Linked DNA regions of Homo sapiens: regions 2 and 3 are each linked to region 1. A link is an interaction called in ENCODE POLR2A ChIA-PET data of the cell type or tissue named here. Cell type or tissue: Panc1. All regions are shown on one strand. Each heading gives the region's core, and the rest is flanking DNA. Links, peaks and the distances in the headings are about the cores only. Region 1 holds the start of RAMACL (RNA guanine-7 methyltransferase activating subunit like). Region 2 overlaps RNASET2 (ribonuclease T2). Region 3 has its middle 51 kb from the start of RPS6KA2.

What was found. Peaks named below come from ENCODE experiments on the same cell type or tissue, not always from the same donor. Only the 100,000 strongest peaks of a DNase experiment are listed, where the experiment ranks them.
Region 2: POLR2A ChIA-PET joins it to region 1 with 15 read pairs; 3 of 35 experiments call an interaction of 5 or more read pairs at or near these places.
Region 3: POLR2A ChIA-PET joins it to region 1 with 10 read pairs; 2 of 35 experiments call an interaction of 5 or more read pairs at or near these places.

What each region holds. Positions count from the first base shown.
Region 1 is chr6:166,580,970-166,587,401 of GRCh38, reverse strand. The region is part of intron 1 of RPS6KA2 (ribosomal protein S6 kinase A2); the gene reads left to right. RAMACL (RNA guanine-7 methyltransferase activating subunit like) reads left to right here and starts at 724. Exons shown (of 1, transcript NM_001395999.1): 1 at 724-4,393. The coding sequence starts at 925. The coding sequence ends at 1,281. RefSeq lists a silencer at 382-521 and an enhancer at 5,738-6,432. In Panc1, for the core only: no CTCF peak of the experiment used is centred there; no DNase peak of the experiment used is centred there.
Region 2 is chr6:166,925,354-166,931,941 of GRCh38, reverse strand. RNASET2 (ribonuclease T2) reads left to right here. Exons shown (of 9, transcript NM_003730.6): 8 at 824-898; 9 at 2,151-6,588. The coding sequence ends at 2,354. Among named protein-coding and RNA genes, the nearest start is that of RPS6KA2-AS1, 25 kb to the right of the region's middle. In Panc1, for the core only: no CTCF peak of the experiment used is centred there; no DNase peak of the experiment used is centred there.
Region 3 is chr6:166,675,668-166,680,667 of GRCh38, reverse strand. It overlaps a transcript of RPS6KA2 not described here. Among named protein-coding and RNA genes, the nearest start is that of RPS6KA2, 51 kb to the right of the region's middle. In Panc1, for the core only: no CTCF peak of the experiment used is centred there; a DNase peak (open chromatin) is centred at 2,022.

The DNA.
Region 1 (6,432 bases), core at 1-5,000:
TGATGCCACACAATTAGAGTGACGGTGATTAGAACTGATTTTGATGGTACATTTCTCTTGTACTTATGAAAAGCAGATACGAATCTCTAGTCTGTGCTTATCTCATCTTTCTTGCCTCCCTCTGTCCCATGCCAGTGTCCAACCAAGCCTTTCTTGGGCCTGTAGGGCTCTGACCCAGGGTCTCTGGACTGTGCACTCTTGTGTTTCAGGAAAATATTTCCCTGAGTTCATAAAAGAAAAATTATTTCTTCCTTATGTGTTAGTCTAATGTCAGGGTTCCTGATGACTGGCCACTTTGCTTCCACATGGGGATTTGGGGGACCCAGGCTTCTTCTTTGTAGCTCCACCAGCCCTAAGGGCCTGCAGTTAGCTGTGGGGGGAAAGAGACTATGAAAGAAGCACCTGCTTCTTTAAGGTACACCATCCAGACACACTCCATTGGCCAGGGCTAGTCACATGACCACACCTGCCTGCAAGGAGGGCTGGGTAATGTAGTCCCCACTGGGAGGCAGCTGAGGGGAGCCCCAGTCTATGGCAGGAGCAGAGATTTCTGAAAGCTGTTGGCTCCCTCTGCCCTGGAGGTAATGCTGAAATTTGACTTTGTGTATAACTGATGTGTGTTACCTTTGTCATGTCTTCAGAATAAACTGTGGTCATTCTTTTTCTTTCCTCCTCTGGTATATATATGGACTAGTTCATGGGCCTTATTAAAAGACTTGTTTGGAGAGGAAGGCGCTCGGTTACATTGGAGAACTGGAGTGGTCTGGAGTTCCACGGTGTAGTGGACCAGAGGCCACCTCTCCTGGGCTTCTCAGTGTCTCGCCGGCGGGGTTCGGCCTGAGCTGGATAGACATAGCCCTTGGCGGATTTAAACAACCTAAACATTAAGCAATACAGCTGCCTCAAACCTTTGGGATTTTCAGAATGACTGACACTGCCGAAGCTGTTCCAAATTTTGAAGAGATGTTTGCTAGTAGATTCACAGAAAATGACAAGGAGTATCAGGAATACCTGAAACGCCCTCCTGAGTCTCCTCCAATTGTTGAGGAATGGAATAGCAGAGCTGGTGGGAACCAAAGAAACAGAGGCAATCGGTTGCAAGACAACAGACAGTTCAGAGGCAGGGACAACAGATGGGGGTGGCCAAGTGACAATCGATCCAATCAGTGGCATGGACGATCCTGGGGTAACAACTACCCGCAACACAGACAAGAACCTTACTATCCCCAGCAATATGGACATTATGGTTACAACCAGCGGCCTCCTTACGGTTACTACTGATAGAAATGTTGGCAGCTTTTAGTAAAAGCATTTACTCTGTTACCATGAGAAAAGTTTGGGTGTCTTCTGTTGGTCATAGTTTTACATCTGATTTTACAGAATGGATTATTGATTTTTTGGAAGTTGAGACTTTAAAAAAAATAGATCTTACTTGCGAAATGCGATGGTTGCTGGGAATACCTGAAACTGTGGATTATATTGCTTGACTTCTACCTCAGAATCTTCTTTGTTTCATGACTTAATAGTGCTTTAAGTTTGGTATATTATTTGACCTCTAGGAATTCTTTGTTTTACACAGAAATAAAAATTTTAAAATAGAAAATGCTTTTACTTTGTAAGGTAAGAGAGTATCCATATGCTTAGATGTGCTCGTTTCTAAAATTCTAGAGGTTGATATAATCAGCTCATGAATGCACAGCTATGCTTTTTGTGATAGATTGTACATAACATCAGCAGTTGAAAGGTAAAACAATTGCTTTTTTTTTTTTTTGCATTTGTTAAGTGACTATGGTACTTTGTGATTCCTTAATCTATAGATGAGTCAGCTCCACACTTGAGTCTCTTTTTAGAGGGAAATCAGTAATAAAGCTGTAAAATAAGGAAAAAAAAAAAAAAAAAAAAAGACTTGTTTGATGTCATGTTTGAGATTTTCTCTTTAACCTTAAAAGATCAGCCTGGACAATTGCACACAATTATAAGTAAATGTGAAAATTAGGTTCTGTAATTAGGATGGCAGTAAACATAGTGGAGAACCATAACTAATCAATACAGACATGTCAGCAATCCTCGATTCCTTAATCTTCAAGAGAAAAAAAGTCATAATGAAGAAGCTAAAGTTGCTGAAGATGTGAGACTGAAAGTCCATCCCAGCGAGGACGGCTTCGTTTCCCAGCCCCGAGTCACTCACTACCTCTTTTTCACGTAGCCAGAGCTGCATCTTTTTTCATGTATTTCAGGGCATTCTGGCTAGAAGGAAAAATGTGTTACTTATGATCTTCTTTTGAAACTCGAGCTTCCTGCACCCCACATCGTTGTAGCAACATCGTCACCACACGTGTGCTCAGCACTCAGAGGTGCAAAGATGACCAAGAAGCTCTCGGGTTTTCTCACACTAGTTGCTACAGCAGAAATCTGCTGTGTGTTTTGAGACATCTTGGGAATGACACACCAATGTGCCACCCCCTCGGGATCTTAAAATAGGTCCAGATTGAATCTTTAGCTAATGTTGTTATTGTAAACCCTGAGTTCCACCAAATGTTTCTGAGTTTCTGGACCAATATTGCATTTCAAATAGATCAATCATGGTCTCTCCATGAGAAATGAATTCTATTGGAACGCTTTCTGAGCTCACAGCTCCTCAACGTATTTACTGAAAACTTGGCATGACAGCGTAGCTCCTTTGTTTCCGTTAAAAATTTCAGTTAAAATTACTATAAAATAAAGTGCAAAAGATCACAATCACAGATAGAAATGACCAGATTGGGGTATACTGAGTTTCCTTAACATCTGGAGAGCTGCTGAGTATCCCCAGAATGCCCAGGCATTTTTCATTTATTAATTGTGATGTCATGACATAACTGGCCTAATAGAGCTATAAAAAGTGTTGTAAGATGTAAATGTTGACATTTAGAGTGTCCCTGTCATCACTGAGTATGGTCATGCTGTTACTACAAATAAGGGATGGAATGTTAATGGACTCAATTGTATCCCTCCATGTTCACATTTGGAAGCTCCAACCCCCAGTGTGATTCTATGTGGAGAAAGGGCCTGTAAGGAAGTAATGAAGGTGAAGTGAGGTCCTAAGCCTGGGGCCCTGATTCGATGGGAGTAGTGTCCTCAGAGGAAGAGGAAGAGAGACCAGAGCTCTTGCTCCACCACGAAAGGGCGCTGCAAGAAGCAGCTGCCTGTGAGCCAGGAATTGGGCCCTCACCAGGACCAAATGGCTGGCACCTTGGTCTTGGACTTCCAGCTTCCAGAACTATGGGAAATAAATGTCTGTTTTGTAAGCCACCCAATCCATAGTACTTTGTTATGGCAGCTCAGGCAGACTAAGAAAGGAGCAAAACACACCAAGGCATTTTAAATTTATTAACCTTGTTTCGTTGCACACCTGGCCTACCAGAGCTATAAAATACATTTTAAGATGCGCCTTTTTGTTGACCCTTAGAGGGTCACTATCACTATGGGGTAAGGTGATGAAATTACTTGAGCTAAAGCAACTGTGTTGACTGTGTTTTGCTCTAACCTATGTTACCATTAGATAGAACCCATGGAAGTAAAATGCTGTAGAAAAACGTGAGAACCAGCCAGTTTGCACATTTCTTCCTGTGGCATAGTACTTCCTTTGGCGTGATGCCTCCTGGACTGAAACAAGCCAAGTGAGATACGTCTTCTGCCATCCAGAGGAGAAAGCCACAGTCTTGTGAGTCTTGTCTCTTTTGGCCATTGGCGCTTTAATAAGCACTCAGGAATTCAGTGGGCTTAGCTTCGGTTTTTAATGACAAACTGTCACGTGAAGACATTTATCAGGAGCGTCTCTCCTTTGTCACCTCTGGACAGTGGGTGGGGAACCCTGGTGTAGACATGACTTCCGCAGTGTTTCAGCACGGCCTGGCCAGAGCTCAGAGAAGGTGCGCAGGATGCTTAAGCTCTCCACCACCAGCTGCTTCTTCCCATTGGTTTTCGCCTCTGTGCTTTGAAGTTGCTCAACAATTTAATCACCAAGACTCACAGGAGGCAAAGTGGAGGGAGCCGTTTCCGCAGATCACAGCGACAGTGCTGTGGTTTGCCCCAAGAAGGCCGTGATCTCTGGTGCAAGTCCTACAGGGTGCAGAGTGCTAGACCCTAGGGTGAGCTGGACATCAGGGCCTTGGATGAGGCAGTGTGCTTTCTAAACAAGCAAGAATTCAGCACTTTTAGCTCACAAGTAGCAATTTGGTTGTTTCTAGGATCTAATTATGTGTAATATGATACCTTGAAAAGTATGCGAATGCGAGTAAAACTTACCAAACTGCTTTGTCTTTATTAGAATTGATATTGAAATAATTATCGTGTATATGCTTCAAGTCTGTTTATCCCAAGTGAATTATGAATAAAAGCAGTCAACGACCAAGTCAAGACAAAGTGAGTGAATTTTAAAGTAGGAGAAAATGTGGAAGGTAAAAAATATAGTGAGTTATTTTTCTTAAATCTTCAAATTATTATCCACATCAAGTTACCAAAAATATTTAAGTTTTAAAACCAACCTATTATACTGCTTTATTCCATAGCTTTTATTATTCAAGAGGTTTTTTTGTGTTTTGTTTTTTCTTCCTCTGCACATTGGATGCATAATAGCAATTCTTACATAAGAACCCCTAAAAGAAGTTCTTTCAAAGCGTTCTGGCTTTTTCAGTCAAGATGGAAATCATATCTAACCTCTTGAATAATGGAAATTTTATTACTGCCCATTTTTTGGCACTTTTTCTGTGGAGAAAATAAATGCCATTTCATTTTCCAAAATAAGATGTATGCATCTATGTTATGAATTTGATAAAAATTCATTGCATACTATAAAACTTGTGATTTATGAAAAATCTCTCAGAGCTCCATGCTACATTTCAGTTGTGGAATGTAATTTGTGATCGTAAAATGGCTGCATATTCATCTCCGCCCAACTAATGAGGTCATGGTGGTGAGCAGCTGTGAACAGTCAGCGTGATGGGTTAGTATATGGTCATTTAACACATGTTCACTCTCCCAAGAAGTTTGGTTTTGTTGAACACATTCATGGTCAAATGAAAAGGCTTTATTTCAAAAAGTGCATGCCACCGGAAGCCAGCTCAACAGTTCAGATCTCCATGGACGGCTCAGCGGCTTTCAGTGGCCACTGTGCTCACCCTCTCTGTGCCCTCCTGCTCACCCCACCTGCCCATGGGCATCTCACCCCATCTCACCTCTCCCTGTGCCCTCCTGCCCAGCCCACCTGCCCAGTGGGCGTCCCACCCCATCTCACCTCTCCCTGGGCCCTCCTGCCCAGCCCACCTGCCCAGTGGGCGTCCCACCCCATCTCATCTCTCCCTGGGCCCTCCTGCCCAGCCCACCTGCCCAGTGGACGTCCCACCCCATCTCACCTCTCCCTGTGCCCTCCTGCCCAGCCCACCTGCCCAGTGGGCGTCCCACCCTATCTCACCCTCTCCCTGTGCCCTCCTGCCCAGCCCACCTGCCCAGTGGGCATTCCACCCCATCCCGCCCTCTCCCCGTGCCCTCCTGCCCAGCCCACCTGCCGAGTGGGCGTCCCACCCCATCTCACCCTCTTCCTGTGCCCTCCTGCCCAGCCCACCTGCCCAGTGGGCATTCCACCCCATCCGGCCCTCTCCCCGTGCCCTCCTGCCCAGCGGGTGTTCCCTCCCCATCTCGCCCAGGGTGGGTCTTCATTTGAAGTGGTGATTTCCAAGGGCTTTCAAATCTAAACTAGTCTGTTTCTGGGTATAATTCTCTGTCATTCAAATAGAAAGTGAATATAAGGAAAATGGACACAGCGAAATACCCACCCACTGCCCCGCATACTCGAAGCCGGCCTCTCGGTGGCCTCAACAGGCTGCCATGCCTGGTCCTTGGGTTTGTGGAAAATGCCGAACCCACCTGAGCACTTGGACATCAAGTCCCTCAGGACAGTGGAGCGTAGGAGAAGGAAGGGCTGAGCGGGGCGTCAGTTCCCTCCCTGAGAAGCAAAGCACTTTGACCTGCGCATCCAGGTGGGTGTAGAGAGGCCTAGGCCCCAGAAGGCGCTGGAGCCCAGGTGCTGTCGGCATTCTCCGCATAGGCCCTGAGGGGAAGGTTTTGTCATGAGAAAGGCTGATGCTGTCAAAAGCAGAGTGGATGTTTGAGTGGATTTTCACATAAAGAATCATAGACAATATGTATGTGCAATATTAAATTCCTCAGCCCTGGCCAGACACAGTGGCTCAAGCCTATAAACCCAGCCCTTTGGGAGGCCGAGGCGGGCAGATCATCTGAGGTCAGGAGTTCGAGACCAGCCTGGCAAAACCCCTATCTACTAAAAATTACAAAAATTAGCTGGGCGTGGTGGTGTGTCTGTAGTCCCAGCTACTTGGGAAGCTGAGGCAGGAGAATCGCTTGAACCTGGGAGGCAGAGGTTGCAGTGAGCCG
Region 2 (6,588 bases), core at 1-5,000, 340 kb before region 1:
AAGGAGAAGAAGGAGGCCAAGGAGATGGGGCAGGAATGGCAGCCGGCAGCCAGGCGGTCAGTGGAGCAGGTGCTCAGGAGGCCCACAGGAGAGCTTCGTGGAAGGAGTGGACAGTGTCTGAGGCAAGGGGCAAAAGGCATCTGCTGGAGCTGGTGACCCCAGCTTGGTGCCCCCCAAAGCCAGAGTACGAGGCTGAGAGGATGCAGGTGTCCTCCTAGGAGGTTTGAGTCAGAAGGCACGAGGCAGAAGCAGTGGGGGAGGACTCCCTCAGTAGAGCGAGGAGGAGGCCCCTCATCCAAGAGGAGGTTGGAGCACAGGGGGGTCTAGGTTTGCAGTTTCGGGACCGGTAGCTGAGGGGTCCCAGGGCCTTTCTTCTGTGAAGGAGAATGTGTCCACCGTGGGGAGGGGGTCGGGAGAGAGAGATACTTCAGAGTGGACAGGGCTGAGAAAGCTTTATGGGCCGCGAAAGGCAGAGTAGTTGTTGGTGGATGAGGGTGGCTGTGGCAGGTGGCGTTTCAGGTGAGACAGCTCGGGGCCCAGAAAGACACTGGGAGGAGGAGAGCTCTGCTCTCCAGAGAAACAGGAGCAGAGAGGAAAACAGAGCCGCAGCGAGCGGCTTGTGGTCTGGGGATGAAGCCCAGGTTGACAGCATCCTCTGCTTCGCTGGTGGAGGTGGGGGCATCATTCTCACACCTGTGCTGGGTCCTGTCCCTGCCAGCCAAGGGAGACCAGGACCCTGCCACTGTTGCGCTCAGGATAGTCCAGAACTGTCAGATCTTTTCTGTTGAAGTTTAATTTCTAATACACTTGTATTTAAAATCAGGTTGCAGATTTTAAAGATGCCCTTGCCAGAGTATATGGAGTGATACCCAAAATCCAGTGCCTTCCACCAAGCCAGGTTAGACAGTTATGTTTTGTCTTCCTTTTTTTCTCAAGAAGACAGGTTCTACTTTTCTGATGGCCTTGTCTTCACCATGCAGTTCCCTGGGGCAGACTTGTATTTGTGCATTTGTGTCTGTATATGTGGGCATGTGGTGTGTGTGTGCATGTGTGTGTGTACATGCATGTGTGCATGTGCTGTGTGTGCATGTGTGTGTACATGCATGTGGGCATGTGCTATGTGTGCATGTGTGTGTACATGCATGTGGGCATGTGCTATGTGTGCATGTGTGTGCATGTCCTGTGTGTGCATGTGTGTACATTATGTGGGCATGTGCTGTGTGTGCATGTACATGCATGTGTGCATGTGCTGTATGCGCATGAGTATACATGTGCGCATGTGCTGTGTGTGCAAGTGTGTACATTATGTGGGCATGTGCTGTGTGTGCATGTACATGCATGTGTGCATGTGCTGTGTGTGTGCATGTGTGTGCATGTTCTCTGTGTGAACATGCATGTGGGCATGTGTGTGCATGTGTGAATGTGTGCATGCATGTGAACGTGCTGTGTGGGCATGTGCGTGTGTGTGTGTGTGTACATGCATGTGGGTATGTGCTGTGTGTGTGCATGGGCCTGTGCCTCTGTGTGAATGTGCATATGAACATGTTCATGTACTGTGTGTATGTGTGCACATATGGGCATGTTCTGCATGTGTGCACAGGCCTGCACATCTGTGTATGTGAGCATGCATGTGTGTCTGTGTGAGCATGTGCTGTGTGTGAGCAAGCATGGTTTCTTGACAGCATGCTAGGACAGGGTTTGTCTTCTTGCTTATCTTTAACAAGAATATACCTGTTCTTTTAGCAATAGGGTACTGTTGCCCTTTTGGCCTACAAAAGCCATTTCTTCTCCTAATATCTTGATAGATATGTTGAGTGCTGTTGTATCTGTGTGTAACTTTGTTAATTTTCTCTAACATAAAAGCAGAGGCTTTTCACCAGGGCACCAGGCTGGCCTCTGGTGGTGACCAGGGGATCCAACCCCCAAGCCCAGCTCCACTGCCCACAGGCGAGTCACCTGGGGCCACTCCTTCCAATTTAGTGCACAGCAGCCTTCTGCTCAATGAAGGGGTCCGTTCTTGGAACCTAGAACCTGTGGTGTGGAGCCTCTGCTTTTGTTATCTTCTAAAAGTTCTAAAAGTTCATGATCTTAAGACCTTGATGATAATCCAAGATCTGAATTCTAAAGCGTCTTTCATTGTTTACTTTTAGGATGAGGAAGTACAGACAATTGGTCAGATAGAACTGTGCCTCACTAAGCAAGACCAGCAGCTGCAAAACTGCACCGAGCCGGGGGAGCAGCCGTCCCCCAAGCAGGAAGTCTGGCTGGCAAATGGGGCCGCCGAGAGCCGGGGTCTGAGAGTCTGTGAAGATGGCCCAGTCTTCTATCCCCCACCTAAAAAGACCAAGCATTGATGCCCAAGTTTTGGAAATATTCTGTTTTAAAAAGCAAGAGAAATTCACAAACTGCAGCTTTCTAAAAAACAACTCCAAAGTGAAGTCTGTTTATTTTGCTGTTTCCCCTCCATGCCTGTGAATTGGATGTTGTGGTCCCTGTAGAGTGAGTGCATGTGGCGTACACGGGGAGAAAGGAGCTCTCCCACGCCTGAGTGGCTGTTTTGTGCTTGGGATAAAGCTCACAGATTGTTTTTTTTTTTCTCTATTAAACTCTTCAGTGCCCTGGTAGATCAGGCAGGCATACTTGGAATTTAGACAGATGGCACCGATTCAGGGGACTCTCTTGCTCGAGTTTTCCCCTCGGAGCCTGTTGCCTTCTTGGCGCAGGGACCCTGTCAAGACGAAGAGCTCCACGCATGGCAGGAGCCCACGCTGATGCCTGGTGGGCCTGGGGGGTGTCTCTAGCTCAGACTGGGTCTGTTCCATGTGACCAGAGCCCCAGGACATCGTTCCTTAGCCAGCTGCTCCGTTGTTGGAGGCCTGGTGTGGTCACAGGTGTGTCCTAGAACGGTGACTTTGCCCCTCCTGCCCTAGGAGATTTGGGTGTATTCACAGAGCAGCCATCTCCTGTCTCCGTCAGAGCAGTCTCTTCCAGGTTACTGGAAGGTCAGTTTCTGTCAGGCCTCACTTCCTTCTTATCAGAGGGTAGCCAGGTCCCTGCACTGGTATCTATTTAGAAATGTACATGGAGCCCCCAGCGAAATGTGCCTACATTGTGTGTTCCAGAACCGGAGGTACCCTTACCTTCTAGATATGTGATGACATGGCTCTCACGTCAGGCAGACTGCTGCACCCACGCTCTCGGCCTGCCGTGCAGGGATTTCACTCGTGGAGTGAGGCATCTGGGGGCTGTGCAGTGAGGAGCTTTCCATGTGTTGTTAAGACAACCTGTTAGCATTGTCTTCTCCCGCGTCTCCTGGCCTCTTCTCTCTTTAAATCCTTTTCTCTGTTTGTCTTAATCACATTAACGTCCTATTTATGTTTTATTCAATATACATTTAAAATAGAACTTACTATGTGCCAGGCATTGTGTTCAACACGTGAAATATTTAATCCTTAGAATAACCATATTGTCAGCATAATTTACAAAAAAAAAAAAAACAGCTGTATCAATGCCTGTGAATATTCGGCTTTACTCGCCCATTTAAAGAAGAGATTTTCAAATTGGCTCAAACCAAAACCTCACTTCATGGTGTCTACAAGACAGTCTGAAATGCAGAATGTTCAGAGAGAGACAAAGGTTTACCAGGCAGATGGGACGGTGAGAAAGTAGGTGTCGCAGTCCTGATCCTAGACTCAGTGGCCTCTGCGTCCCCCGCAGGCATTAAAGGAGACACAGGACGGCCTCTGGCCCTCTGGAAACAAGCTCTGCAGTAAGAGCCTGAGACAGGCAGCACCCAGCCAGGCCTGACAGCTTCTGCAGACAGACAGAGTGAGATGATGGGGGATTTGATGGAAGCAGTCCCTGTATTTTGTCTCTTCTGTAATGGAGGAGCTGAGCCCTCTTCTGCAAGCTGTGGGGAAGGCTAGCGGAGCCCAAGGGTCCAGGGTCCCCACCTTGTCATTGTCCCTCGGCCCTTCTCTGAGCTCATTTCTGTCTCCAGTGTTTTTCTGTTGGCTTGGCAGGGCAGGATTTGTTTCTGTCGGGAACTGATGATTTGTGTTTTGATGCCTGTGAGAGGGACAAGATCTGATTTGTTTTGCACCTGGAAGGGCGTGATTTCCTGCATTTGCTCTGCGTCCTCAGGGAGTGGGTGTACTTTAGAGTTGGACTCTTAAGCCTCAGAGTCCTTTAAATGATGTCAATTCTTTTTTTTTTTTTTTTTTTTTTTGAGTCATTTTGCGAACACAGGGATCAAGGCTTGGGTTTTATCTTCATTATTCCCAGAGGAGCTGGTGAATTTGAACAGACTTCCTATTCAAATTGCATTTATTTTATAGCCTTGGGGGGTCAAGGAAAGCAGCTCTTCAGAGGCTGTCTGCAGTCGGCTGGCCTTTGCGGTTTTTAAAGAAGCCATTCTTTTTTTTAAGTAGCGTGTATTTATTATATGAGTGTGAGCATTTGAGAGCGGATGGGGACGCCAACAAGGTAGCATCCTGGTGGGAGGCATGGGCTGCGGAGTGCTGGTTTCCTGCCATTGTCACGTCAGCTAAATGGAAGAAGGCACTGGTGAGGGGCTGGATGGTTCAAAACATGAGCACAAGCAAATGCTTGGCTCTCTTAATATTCCTATTTTGGCCTAGAGCTCAGGAGCAGGTAGAACATGAGCGTTTGATAACCTGCCTCAGATCATGTAAGTATAAGGCACTTATGAGCCGCAGGAGACAGAAGGGGAAGACTCTGCGTTTAAGGTTCAGTGATGGAGATCAGATCCAAGCACATGTTTTTACATCATTAAACAAGTAGGTCGTGCATTTTCCAGATTCAACTCAGGAAGATGCAACTCTGACCACACGGTTCTCGCTGTAACTGGGCGGAGGTGACTGAGAAATGCCTCCCATGTGAGCGGGGTCTCAGGCTCGTATGTGTGGAAGGAGGAGCAGGCCAGGCTCTGGGATCAGAGCTGGGGGTACAAGTGTCTCCCAGGGGGACAAAGGAGCAGGCGCATCTCAGGATGGAGAGCAGCCAGGAGGGGCAGCTGGCCCGGGTCTCAGCCAGAGCAGGCGTCTGCCTGGAGCATCTCTGCGGCACCATGGAAAAGAGGACCCGTGGACTAGGCCACAGGGATGAGTGGAACTTATGGTGGAAAAAGACACCATAGGTAAAAGCGAGACAAGAAAACCAGGTTCCCATGAAACTCCTTCAGACCAGCCCCTTCTCAGCAGGGCTATTGCTGTACCCAAGAGCATTTCTCTTGGCCTGGGAGGGGACAATGCTTTGTCACCTGGAAAGCAATCCCTCTCTCCAAGCTAGTAGTGGGAGATCATTATGCGCTTGAATAACTAACAGTAGCAATTGTATCATATTCAGAACTAGATATCTTTTCTTTTCTTTTCTTTTTTTTTTTTTTTGAGACTGAGTCTCACTCTGTCGCCCAGGCTGGAGTGCAGTGGTGCGATCTCGGCTCACTGCAACCTCTGTCTCCTGGGTTCAAGCAATTCTTCTGCCTCAGCCTCCCGAGTAGCTGGGACTAGGCACGCCACCATGCCCGGCTATTTTTTGTATTTTTAGTAGAGTTGGGGTTTCACTGTGTTGGCCAGGCTGGTCTGGAACTCCTGACCTCAGGTGATCTGCCTGCCTCAGCCTCCCAGAGTGCTAGGATTATAGGTGTGAGCCACCGCGCCTGGCCCAGGTATCTTATCTTTCCACCGAAACTTTTGCCTCCATCTCGGTGAATGACATCACCATCCGCTTATTCCAGGTAGAAACCTCAAAGTGAACTGGAAACTTTTTAAAAAAATTTTGCCTAAATTGTGAAAGTATTCTGAATTATATTCAGCTTATCCTTCTCATTACTGACTTAGTTCAAGCCTCAGTCTCCCATCTGGGCCATGCATTGACTGCCACGCCACCTGACTGTCAGTGCTGGACGCTGGCACCGTGTTTGTGCCACTCTCCGTAACCAACCATGGCTCTCTGCTCCCAGATCACACCTCCCCAGTATGGCGGCTCAGGGACATTCCCTCAATCCCTCCTGCCCTGTTGGCAGTGCCTCCACCCACTCCCCACAGCCCATGAGGGCTCTGCTTAGCACTTCCTTGTGCCTGGATTCTCCGCGCAGTTTGGGTGGCCTGGAGTGCTCTTCTGCTCACCTAGTTTAGCAAGTTCCATGGGATATCAACACCCAGTTCCATGGTTGGCCGTTAAGAGTTCTTTTGCAGTCCTGGGTGGCTCTGCGCCTCCACGCCCAGGGACCAGGGCCTCTTCTCTTCCAGCTCTTGTTGTGTTACATAGAAGATGCCAGCTGGATGGCACAGGGGAGGGCCGTACAGTGTAGATGCGGACAATGTGGCATAGGTGAGGACTGGACAGCAGAGACAGTGGCTGCATGATGGAGGTGAGGGCTGGACGGGGGAGGCAAGGGCTGGACCGGGGAGGTGAGGGCTGGACAGGGGAGGTGAGGGCTGGGCAGTATAGATGAGGCCTGGGTGGCAGAGGTGAGGGCTGTGCAGTGTAGGTGAGGACGGGCTGGACAGGGGAGGTGAGGGCTAGGCAGTGTAGATGAGGCCTGGGTGGCAGGAATGATGCCTG
Region 3 (5,000 bases), core at 1-5,000, 93 kb before region 1:
AGCTGCAAACCTTCACAGTGAGTGTTACAGTTCATAAGGTTGGCACGTCCAGAGTTGTTCGTCCCTCCTGGCGGGCTCGTGCTGTCACTGGCTTCAGGAGTGAAGCTGCAAACCTTCGTGGAGATGTTACAGTTCACAAAAGCGGCACAGACCCAAAAAGTGGGCACCAGCAAGATTTACTACAAAGAGCAAAAAAACAAACCTTCCACAACGTGGAAGGGGACCAGAGCAGGTAGGTCTCCTGGCTGGGGCGGCCTGCTTTTATTCCCTTATCTGGCCCCACCCACATCCTGCTGATTGGTCCATTTTACAGAGAGCTGATTGGTCCATTTTACAGAGCTGATTGGTCCGTTTTACAGAGAGCTGATTGGTCAGTTTTGACAGAGTGCTGATTGGTGTGTTTACGAACCTTTAGCTAGACACAGAGTGCTGATTGGTGTGTTTACAATCCTTTAGTTAGACACAAAAGTTCTCCAAGTCCCCACCAGATTAGCTAGACACAGAGTGCTGATTGGTGCGTTTACATACCTTTAGCTAAACAAGTGCTGATTGGCACGTTTACAAACCGTTAGCTAGACACAGAGTGCTGATTGGTGCGTTTACAAACCTTTAGCTAGACACAGAGTGCTGACTGGTGGGTTTACAATCCTTTAGCTAGACAGAAAAATTCTCCAAGTCCCCACCCATCCCAGAAGCCCAGCTGGCTTCACCTCTCACTGGCACTGCCGAGGGACTTTGCGGCACCTAGTCCAGGTACTCCTGCAGCCCAGAGGGAGCTCGTCCCCCATCAAGCCCAGCAGGCGCTGGCCAACCGCGCTGAGTGCGGGGCTTGCCGAGCCGCGCTCACCTGGAACCCGCGCCAGCCAGTGAGCACCACTCGCAACCCCAGCTCCCGCCCGCGCCGCTCCCTCCACACCTCCCCACCAGCAGAGAGAGCCGGCTCCGGCCTCGGCCAGCCCCAGAGATGGGCCCCCACAGCACAGCAGCGGGCTGAAGGGCTCCTCGAGCGCGGCCAGATCGAGGAGCGCCGCCAGGTTGAGGAGGTGCCGAGAGCGAGCCAGGGCTGCTAGCACGTTGTTACCTCTCACTTTCACGTTCAAGCTCTTTTTGGCTATGTCCTACACATTATCCTTCATCTCATGTTTTCTAGATTTGCACTGGCAAAAATAAGTGACAATATTTATTTATTATTATTATTATTATTGAGATGGAGTCTCACTCTGTTGCCCAGGCTGGAGTGCAGTGGTGTGATCTCAGCTCACTGAAACCTCCACCTCCCAGGTTCAAGTGATTCTTCTGCCTCAGCCTCCTGAATAGCTGTGATTACAGGCACCCGCCACCATGCCTGGCTAATTTTTGTATTTTTTTTTTTTTTAAAGAGAGTTGGGGTTTTGCCATCTTGGCCAGGCTGGTCTCGAACTCCTGACCTCAGGTGATCCACCCGCCTCAGTCTCCCAAAGTGCTGGGATTATAGGCATGAGCCACCACGCCCGGTGACAATATTTATTATTTTTTTGTTGTGACTTAAAAAGCAACATCTCCTACTGAATAGCCTTTCTGTTCACAGTTTCTTTCTCCAAACTTACTATTTAGTTCTGTTAGTGCTGGTAATTGGTCAACCAGGTTTTGTAACGTGAACTAAATCCTATAGAATTAATATTACTTGTAAACAAATACGGTTTTATCTACTAATGACCATGATCAAAAAAAGTCATACTCAAATTTATCTGGGGAACAGATATCTAAATACACACTATTTCTAGAGTTTTTAAATCCTTTTGCCAAATTTTAGAAATTCATCTGTGGTCAAAAAATACCTGCTTTGCGGTTGAGAGCCCAGCCCCATGAAGCACAGGGGGCTCAAGGCGCAGCAGAAATGCGGGGGATCGAGACTTCAGAGGCCACGTTTTGAGCCCCCTTTCTTTGTCGCTTGCCAGCCATGGTTGGACAAAGGTCACCACCTGGCCTTTCTCACCCCACCTTGCTGCTTCTCCAGGCGTGAGTCACAGTCATCTGTAACTCTGAGGGTGACGCAGAACAGCAAACATTGAGAACTGTAAGTAGACGTAAACGATCTTATCTGTTGGGAAAGACATGCAGAGTGGAAGCCTTATTTAAGAGAACCAAAGTTCCTTCTGTGAAATAAAAGAGAGAAGGATTGAAGGCAGGAAACTGAGTTTTTGTTTATTTTGCATGGAAGTAAAATACAACTTTATTTAGCGAAAAGAAGGTTTTGAGCTAAGCTGTTGTAGAAGGCAACCTTCTGCGGTCAGTGGGCTTGCAGGGCGGCTTGTGGAATCCAGCTTTCCCATGATTTGGTTCCCCGTGGAGGGTGGAGGCCCAGTCAGGGGGATGAGAGATGTTCTGAGCCAGGATAAGCGTGGAAGAGCCTCGTGAGGAGCAGAGAGGATTTAGACCCACCTGGAGTAAGAATGGGTGCTGGGAAGTGGCCGGAAATAAGGTGGGAAGGTAAGGAGGCTCTGGCTGGCAGGAGAAATTGGTGCTGGTTGCACAACTTGACGGCTGGCATATGTTCTTGAGCCGGGCTGTTGGTATGAACACAGCACAGGTGTGGATCCATACCGGAAACCAGCTTTATATTTTCCCAGGATCACAGCTACATCCCACACCAGCTTTAAAAATGACTTATTTTATGCTGTTCTGGGAGTGATTTTAATATCAGAAGCATTTTAAAAGTGACAGTCACACTCATTTGCTTGAGAGGTTAAACCCCTGCTTTAAAAAAGATGAGTTTTATCATAAAAAATGCAAGCACATGTGGAAGCAAAGAATGTAATAAATCCCCACAGATCTGTCTCAGATAATTTCCAAAATTACCAGACCAGGCCAGTCTTGTTTTATTTATGTGTCCACTCCCTCTCCTTCTCCACCTACCCACACAGCTCCAGGTTATTTTGTGGCAAGTCCTAGGCATCATATAATTTACTTTTAATTTTAGAATAATCCAAAAATATCTTCCTTCCCCTTTTCAAGGATAAAGATGGAATAGCATTAATACCTACTCAGGTTGGTAAATACATGCCTGTAATCCCAGCACTTTGGGAAGCCCAGGCAGGCAGATCACTTGAGGCCAGGAATTTGAGACCAGCCTGGCCTTGTCTCTACTAAAAATACAAAAATTAGCTGGGAGTGGTGGTGCATGCCTGTAGTCCCAGCTACTCGGAAGGCTGAGGCAAGAGGGTTGCTTGAGCCTGGAGGAGGAGGTTGCAGTGAGCCGACATCATGCCACTACACTTCAGCCTGGGTGACAAAGTGAGACCCTGTCTCAAAAAAAAAAAAAAAAACTGATATGAACACGTTTCTTATTTTTAACTACACAGTAGAAGGTATTTGTATTGTATAGTATCTTCTACTATTTTATATCTCTATTTCTCAGAATCAGGCGGTTCTGCCTCTTAGGTATAAAACCTAACCTTGGCTTGATGCCCATGTCCTTCCGTTCCGTCTTTCTGGAAGGTGTCAACCTCTGACCTTCCATCCTAGTACTACCTCAAGCTTTCTGTTGTGAAGACACCTGGTAGCCCTTGAAGGTTATAAATTTTCAAAATACGCAAAACAACTATATATAAATTCACCTAAATTTGGTAGAATTGAGCATACTGGAAACAGAAGATTTCTCCAAGTTAACTAAAACTCCGTTGAAGAGAAGCCCAGGCTTTCTCAAGAGAACATCACGACACACTACTCCTATGTGCTGGACCATTAAAGAAATCCTTTCTCAGTTCCAGTTTCTCCAATAACTAATCAGTCAAAACAAGAAGGACAAGAGAAAAAATTCAATTCATAATCATGAGCCTCTTTGAAGTGTAGTAAATTGTGTTTGGTATTGTAGGATACATACAAACATGTAGATTGAAGGAAGTTTAAATCTGGTTGAGCGTGAATATGTAGACGTTGGGAGCAGTGTTCGCAGCAGAGTGTGGTAAGTGCTGTGGAAACATGAAGCAGATGGCTGTGGAGTTTCAAGGGGAAAAGTCTTATTATCTGATGCCCGGCCTCACGGGAGGGCTCAGCACAGGGACACCTCCAGGAGGGGACAGTCTGAAGTGTGTGCCTGGAACGGTCCTGGTTACAAGTTCTACATGGAGATTAGGTGAGATCTGATCATGGCTGACTTCAAATCAAGAGGAATCTTCCCGTGTAATAGGGAGCCGAGCCGCTAGAGGGTGAGGCGTGGAATCACAGGGTGGACTTGCGCTTCCGGAGATCAACCGGCCACACTTTCTAGGGGAGACCGGCCTGGGGCAGGGCCAGCCCTTCAGGAGAAGAGAAGTGGATAAGGCAGTTGTGCAGGCTGCACCTCCCAGGACATTTTTTTTTTTTTTTTTTGAGACAGAGTCTTAAGTCTGTTGCATAGGCTGGAGTGCAGTGGCATGATCTTGGTTCACTGCAACCTCCGCCTCCTGGTTTCAAGTGATTCTCCTGCCTCAGCCTCCTGAGTAGCTGGGATTACAGGTGTATGCCACCACGGCCAGCTAATTTTTGTGTTTTTGGTAGAGACAAGGTTTCATCATGTTGGCCAGGCTGGTCTCCAACGCCTGACCTCAAGTGATCCATCCCCCCTCGGCCTCCCAAAGTGCTGGGATGACAGGTATGAGCCACCGCACCCGGCCTCCCAGGACTTTTCATTGGCGAGCCAGTGAATCCCTTACGGCGAAGCCTGTTTACACTCAACTTTCTGTTATGACGATTGACAGCTTCCTTACCTGCCCAGAGAAAAGCAAACAAATGGTGACCTCAGAAGCAGCATATAGAACTCAGGGAACAGAGACCTTTAAAAACCTAGAGAGACTGTGAAGATATGACACAATAGCCAAAAAACAAACAGGATGAAACAAATAAGGAATAACTGGAAAAGTGAAAGCATTCCTCCCGATTTAAAATAGGAGTGCTAAAACACAAAAACAAATATTGGGACAGTGTTGAGGAATTCTAGTGAGTGGAACTGGAAACAGGCACAAAATAGGATTGAAATGAGA